2 separate regions of the Homo sapiens genome follow, and region 2 is linked to region 1. Evidence: chromatin loops called from intact Hi-C (ENCODE). Cell type or tissue: heart right ventricle. All regions are shown on one strand. Links, peaks and the distances in the headings refer to the core of each region. The heading gives the core; the rest is flanking DNA.

What was found. A loop is a pair of places that touch in the nucleus more often than their neighbours do. Peaks named below come from ENCODE experiments on the same cell type or tissue, not always from the same donor. Only the 100,000 strongest peaks of a DNase experiment are listed, where the experiment ranks them.
Region 2: it touches region 1 in a loop (4-fold over the local background); 4 of 110 quality-filtered maps call a loop at or near these places.

What each region holds. Positions count from the first base shown.
Region 1 is chr13:101,796,319-101,799,250 of GRCh38, reverse strand. All of the region lies in intron 3 of FGF14 (fibroblast growth factor 14), which reads left to right. Among named protein-coding and RNA genes, the nearest start is that of FGF14, 120 kb to the left of the region's middle. In heart right ventricle, for the core only: no CTCF peak of the experiment used is centred there; no DNase peak of the experiment used is centred there; H3K27ac peaks cover 400 bases.
Region 2 is chr13:101,865,800-101,868,731 of GRCh38, reverse strand. FGF14 (fibroblast growth factor 14) reads left to right here. Exons shown (of 5, transcript NM_004115.4): 3 at 1-7. Among named protein-coding and RNA genes, the nearest start is that of FGF14, 50 kb to the left of the region's middle. In heart right ventricle, for the core only: no CTCF peak of the experiment used is centred there; no DNase peak of the experiment used is centred there; H3K4me3 peaks cover 1,172 bases; H3K27ac peaks cover 2,430 bases.

The DNA.
Region 1 (2,932 bases), core at 258-2,757:
AGAGAACAGCATGAATTTGAAATAAGAAAGATCAGACAGGGAGAAAAAAAGTCTCCAACCTCCCATTCCCAAATGGACTTCAGGTAAAGAAAAAGCCAAATTATGCTGAGACTTGAGTAGATGTTGAACAATTGTGTACACTCATGTTGCATAAAAAATTCGCTGGAAGTCATTCGTATGCAGCAAATAGTTATTTTGTGTTTACCGTATATGTATGAGGCAATCTTTACCTTAGATTAACTCATTGAGAAATGATTAATGCTCTAATTATTTATACATCTGCCGAGTAGCAGAATACTGTATAGTTTTAGGAAACAACACTTTAAAACTGCAGTTAGCTCAGAATTTTGCAAATGTCATGCCAAGGTCGTTGATGAAGCTGACTTTCTCACTGCTTACGCCAGCCTGCACAGTCATAAGTTTAGTGTATACACACAAACACTCACAAATACACATTTCACTTCCTTAATCCTACATTTCAGTGACTTAAATAAGCACATATCTAAACAGCCTTCCCTTAGACACAGGCAAATGCAACCCATGATTCCACACAGCCCTTAAAATGGCAACTCGCAAGATGTACACAATTTTAAAATTGTATTAGCCTATTCATAGCAAGATTCTTCATTAACCTATGTGCATATTCAATGTTGACCACATGCCCCCCAACCCCACCCACCAAAAGACCAGTTAGAGATCTGAGATGTGGAAGAGTGCTATTCAGTTTAGATATTTTTTTCTCATCTATTACTTTCTAGATGAACTGTCATGAGTTAAAATGTCAATAAGGACACCTGTTTATGATCAACATAATTGAGCTATTTTAATCTCAAACTACTTCATCGTTAAGATAGTTTTCAGCTCAGAGGCTGAGATAAAGACCCAGCCAGTTTTCTAGGACACACATCATTAATTAGAAAACAAATTCTTACCTCCTTCCTTGTTGGTTTTACTTACAGGACAGGAAACATCTCTATGGAATTAAATTGCTCACTACATGCTCCTAATATGTTTTGTTTTTATGCTTACTCCAGGGAAAACTGTGAGACATGTTGAGACCAGGATTTGTTGTTTTCTTTTGATAGAAAAACATAGCGATTCAAGTCAGCTTTTTTCTTTTATTAGAATGCAAAGTTCCTTAAGATCAAATACAAAAAAACAGAGTCATTTAAAAGTACTGAAAGGATATAAAAGGGAAGACATTTTAAACTACAGCTTATCGAAGAACAGCGAGTAACGTTAGCAAGTACTTTCGTAACTTTCAAATCTTACCATTTACTGATAAATATCATGAGTTTTCCAAATTCTTTGTTGTTGTCTTTATGTCTTTGAACAAAAGACTGCTTTTTGAAACAACTTCAAGACAATGATTATTGAACAAATGATTATTTGGTTTTTTGAAGGTTCCTAATTTCCAAGCTAACATTTTCTTATTGACTCTAACCATCTCTGTTTCTACTGAGGTTGAACACACACACACACACACACACACACACACACACACACACACACACATCAATTCATGACATTCTCTTTAGTTAGTGCCTAAGGTTGCAAATCTTCATTTTCTTTGGTCAGATAATACATTTTCATAATGAACAAATGGAGTGCAACTCTCAAAGCCAGTACCTAACACTGGAAAGCAAAGGCTGAAATCAAAGCTTGGTCAGCCTGCTAATATGATGCGCTCTCTGTCGACTAATCACCTTCCAATAAATATTTGTTCTGTTAACTTCTACTGTGGCTCCTCCCTCATGCCCAACCCTACCATTTATATACTGTAGATATTTTATGAGAAAATTGACCCCTGTTTATGTGCGTCATTCCAGTCACCAACAAACACACCTTTATAAAGGACGCACAATTACATGTGACAAATTAATTGGTCATTTCATTTTGTGTCCAGAAAGTACTCTTTGAGGAACCATAGGGCAAGAGCTGTCCTAGCCACCCTGTCTATAAAGATAAATAAACTTAACCCGTATACTCCAGCATCCTGCTACCTAGAAGGAAAAACCAGAAGCATAAACAATTAAAAGTGATGTAGCATAGAATATGTTGTAATTCAAGAAAAATGCATTCAGTAAGTTTACAAAGAAACAACAACTGTGTTTGCACACACACTGTCTCATGTTGTAAGGTGGGTATTATAATTCTAATTTTAAATATGAGAAAAAGAAGACTTGCGAGAATATTTCCCAAGCTGATAGGCAGTGGAGTTGGGTGCTGGGTCTGGCTTTTGTAATTCCAGCCCCAAGCCCTGCACCACAGAGAAGATAGTTATCCCGTGGAGGTCAGGATTTGGAAATATTTGGCCAAGGAGGCCCTGATTAATCTGGACATAGAAAGTAGAGCAATAGCTTGAATGACCTTGCAGGAGGGGACAGCAATCAGGATATTTTTGTCTGCTAGGGCTGCCGTAACAATGTACTACCAACCGGGGGGCTTAAAGCACAGAAATGTATTTTTTTCACAGTTTTGGAGGCTGGAATTCTGAAATCAAGGTGCCGGCAGGATTGTTTCTTCTGAGGCCTCTCTCCTTCACTCATAGCTGGCTGTCATCTCTTGTGTCTTTTCATAGTCATTCCTCTCTGAATGCCTATGTACAAATCTCCTCTTTTTATAAGGATACCAATACTATTGGATTAGGGCCTATCTTCATGATCGTATTTGTCTTTAATTGCCCCTTTAAGACCCTGTCTTCAAATACAGTTGTACTCTGAAGTGGTAGGGGTATGGACTTCAATATATGAATTTGGGGGGAATATAATTTATCCCATAACTGATGGTAAGAGGCCACAAAAACAAAATATGGGGGCATAAGGACCCCCCAGTGCATGCTCAGGCTCAACATTATAGCAGAGTAGACACAGAACAGTATGGAAGGTGAGCACCAAGATATAAAGGGTCAGGGGAGGCAGGATCAGAGTGG
Region 2 (2,932 bases), core at 136-2,635, 70 kb before region 1:
CCCATCAGTAAGTAAGACGCCAAAGATCTCGGCCATTCGTTCAATGCATGTAAAATAACAATGGCAGCAACAACAAAAAGAAAGTTCTATGTCTGTTGTTTCTGCCAGTTTTTGCCTTAGTATTTGATCTTTGCGAGAATGCTTAGAAGCTGTTTATTATTCACCAGTGTTTAGTAATATGAGTTTATCTAAAGGAAGTGTAATACTATGTCTTAAATAGTGCTTTTGCCATATTTTAAAAAATAACCTAGTATACACGTGAATCTAATCTTTTGTATTTCTAGTTAGAAATGCACTTATCTTAGAGAGTTTCTTATAATGTTTTTAAAAGAAACAATATGAATTCTAAAAAAAGAGAAAAGTAAAAGGAGAGTATTTTCTAAAGTAAGAATTCAAATTGTGTGGATATTTTACTGAAAAAATAACTACTTATAATATTGAAATGTGTATTTCTTGCAAGCCTCTGTGTTTTGTGGTAATATTTATTGGAAGCTGAGCACTTTTCTAGCCATATGACCTCTTCTGAAATATTTTCTATTTACAACCGATTTGCACTCAGATATGCTGTATTCATGCATATAATGTAGTTAGAATTTATTTCTGCCACAGGTTTAAGCAGTAAAGACTTAAAGGTGCTTTTTTCTATTATCCCTTGAGCAAAAATTGATAAAGTCTTAAATGCATTAAAATATGCTCTTACATGTCATCCTCATGTAAATTCGTTGAAACTCTGTCATTGTTAAATATCACCACCAACAAAACTATAGATAAATATACACATATTGTGTGTGTGCGCGTGTGTGTGTGTGTGTGTGTGTGTGTGTGTGTGTGTGTGTGTGTGTCTTAAACAGAAACATTCTCCAGGGGGCCTCCCAGAAAATGTAATCTATTTTCTTCAGTCAATTTGGGAAATCCTGTCACAGGGAAATGAAGTCTGCGCTGTGGATTCCCTTCATGCTGAGCTCAAAAGTGCTGGCTCTTCTTATTCTGAGTTCCCTGAAGGGTGTTCCCACACAGAGAACTGGGTCCCACATTATGCAAATTGTGTTCTCTCGCACAAGACGAATATGCAGCATGTTGCCAGCAGGATCAAGCTAGAATTCCCTATGCTCCCTTTAGAAAAAATTAAATACGAAAAGGATTACTTTCTAGAGATGCTTTATTTTCAGATACAGCTCAATCTTTTTGATTTGGAACTTGCTCTGTTATTTTTGTTTCTTTATCTTCTTCCCAAGTAATATTTTAGGGGCCTAAACATCATTAGATGCAGTGTCTACTGTAGCTTCTAGTTCTATCTTTCTGTTAGTAATTGTATCACATTGCTGTACTCTGATACATATGTTGATGACAGGGAAATTGAAATATTTGTTTTATCTTTGTGCTGCTGAGAGAGTTGCTTTTTATTTATTTATTTTTTGTCATGTGGTTGTAAATGTATGCCATTCTTTTTTAAAGGTAGGGTATATCATTTTGAGTATGTGTCTTAGCCTAAAATAAAAGTATTGATTATGCTTGGTGCAGGCTAAGCAGTAGGAATAGAAACAAGAAATGTGTTAACTGCCAAGTCCAGTCCCCTGCATTTTAAATATGGTTTCCGCATGCAGAAATCAGATCTCATGAGGGTCACTGCGTGCAATAGCATTTGCCCAGGGTGAGTCCCGGGAACAATTTAAGGCTTGTTACTGGGTACGTTGTTCTCTCCTCTCCCTTCTTCCTTCTGATTCTCCAGTTGCTTGGCTTCCAGGCCTCCCCTTTGGTGGCTTTATTCTCTGACTTACAGATGTTGGTGTTCTCCTCTTCCCATCCTTGACTCTTTGTTCTGAACCCAAAGTCTGGTAAGAGACACAGTTCACTCAGCCCCTACCCTAAGGGATCTCCTGTGCCTAGGCCAGGCCACTGTATGTCTTAGCCATCTTTGGAAAGAGGACTTGGATAAAAACCAAAAGCGATTATGAATCTATATCAGTACCTCCTAATTAAACTGCTCTGTTTATTTCAATGTAAAAAAATTTGAACTTCAAATATTTCAGTACAAATAATTATCTGCAAGTATTTATTCCATAATTTGTTACTGAGAGCCTACTAAAATAGTAATATAGAGCACAATATAGCAATTATTATCCTATAAAATAATAGCTATATCTATACAATAACAATAGTGATGATATTTGTACAATCCACTCTGTCTAGCACTGTTCTAAGCACTTTACCTGTATTAGCTCATTTAATTATCCCAATAACCTTTTATAAGCAAATATTATTAAAATAAGGACACTGATATACAGAGAGTTTAAGAATCTGCCCAAAGTCACTCAGGTGGTAGATAGAAAAGATAAGATTGGAGCATAGTTAGTATGACTCATTAGCTTACATTTTTAACTGTTTTATTATCACTGCTTTTATGTGCCAGACATTTTTTCATAATATGGTCTGACACCTTTTCTAACAAGAAGTTATAAACACATTATGATGTAATGAAAAACTTTTAGGGAATTGTTACCTAGGAAATAAACTGTATTTCAGTGCAATTATTGAGAAGTATAATTTCAAACATAATCTGTTTCCTTTAAAGATTTTTGAGTTAAAATTAAAATAATAGAAAATTTGTCAAGAAAAAGTTTGATATTATATTATGGGTATTAATTTTTTTTATATTTATTACATTTAACATTTAAGCTTTAAGTTTTAAAAGCCATGACAAACGTTGTTAACCCAACTAAGAAGTTTTGAACTAAGATGAGTAAATTTTTGAAAAAATGACAGCTCCAGTCAAGCTCAGATTTAAAGAAAGAAGTTAATGGAGATTTAAATCAGACAAATGAAGTCATCCATTCTAAGTTTATCCTAATTTTTTAAAAAGTTAATTTAATTTTTGTGCAGTGTAAACTAGAGTCTAATATGAAATTGATTTTTTTGAAGATCCATAGGTTTA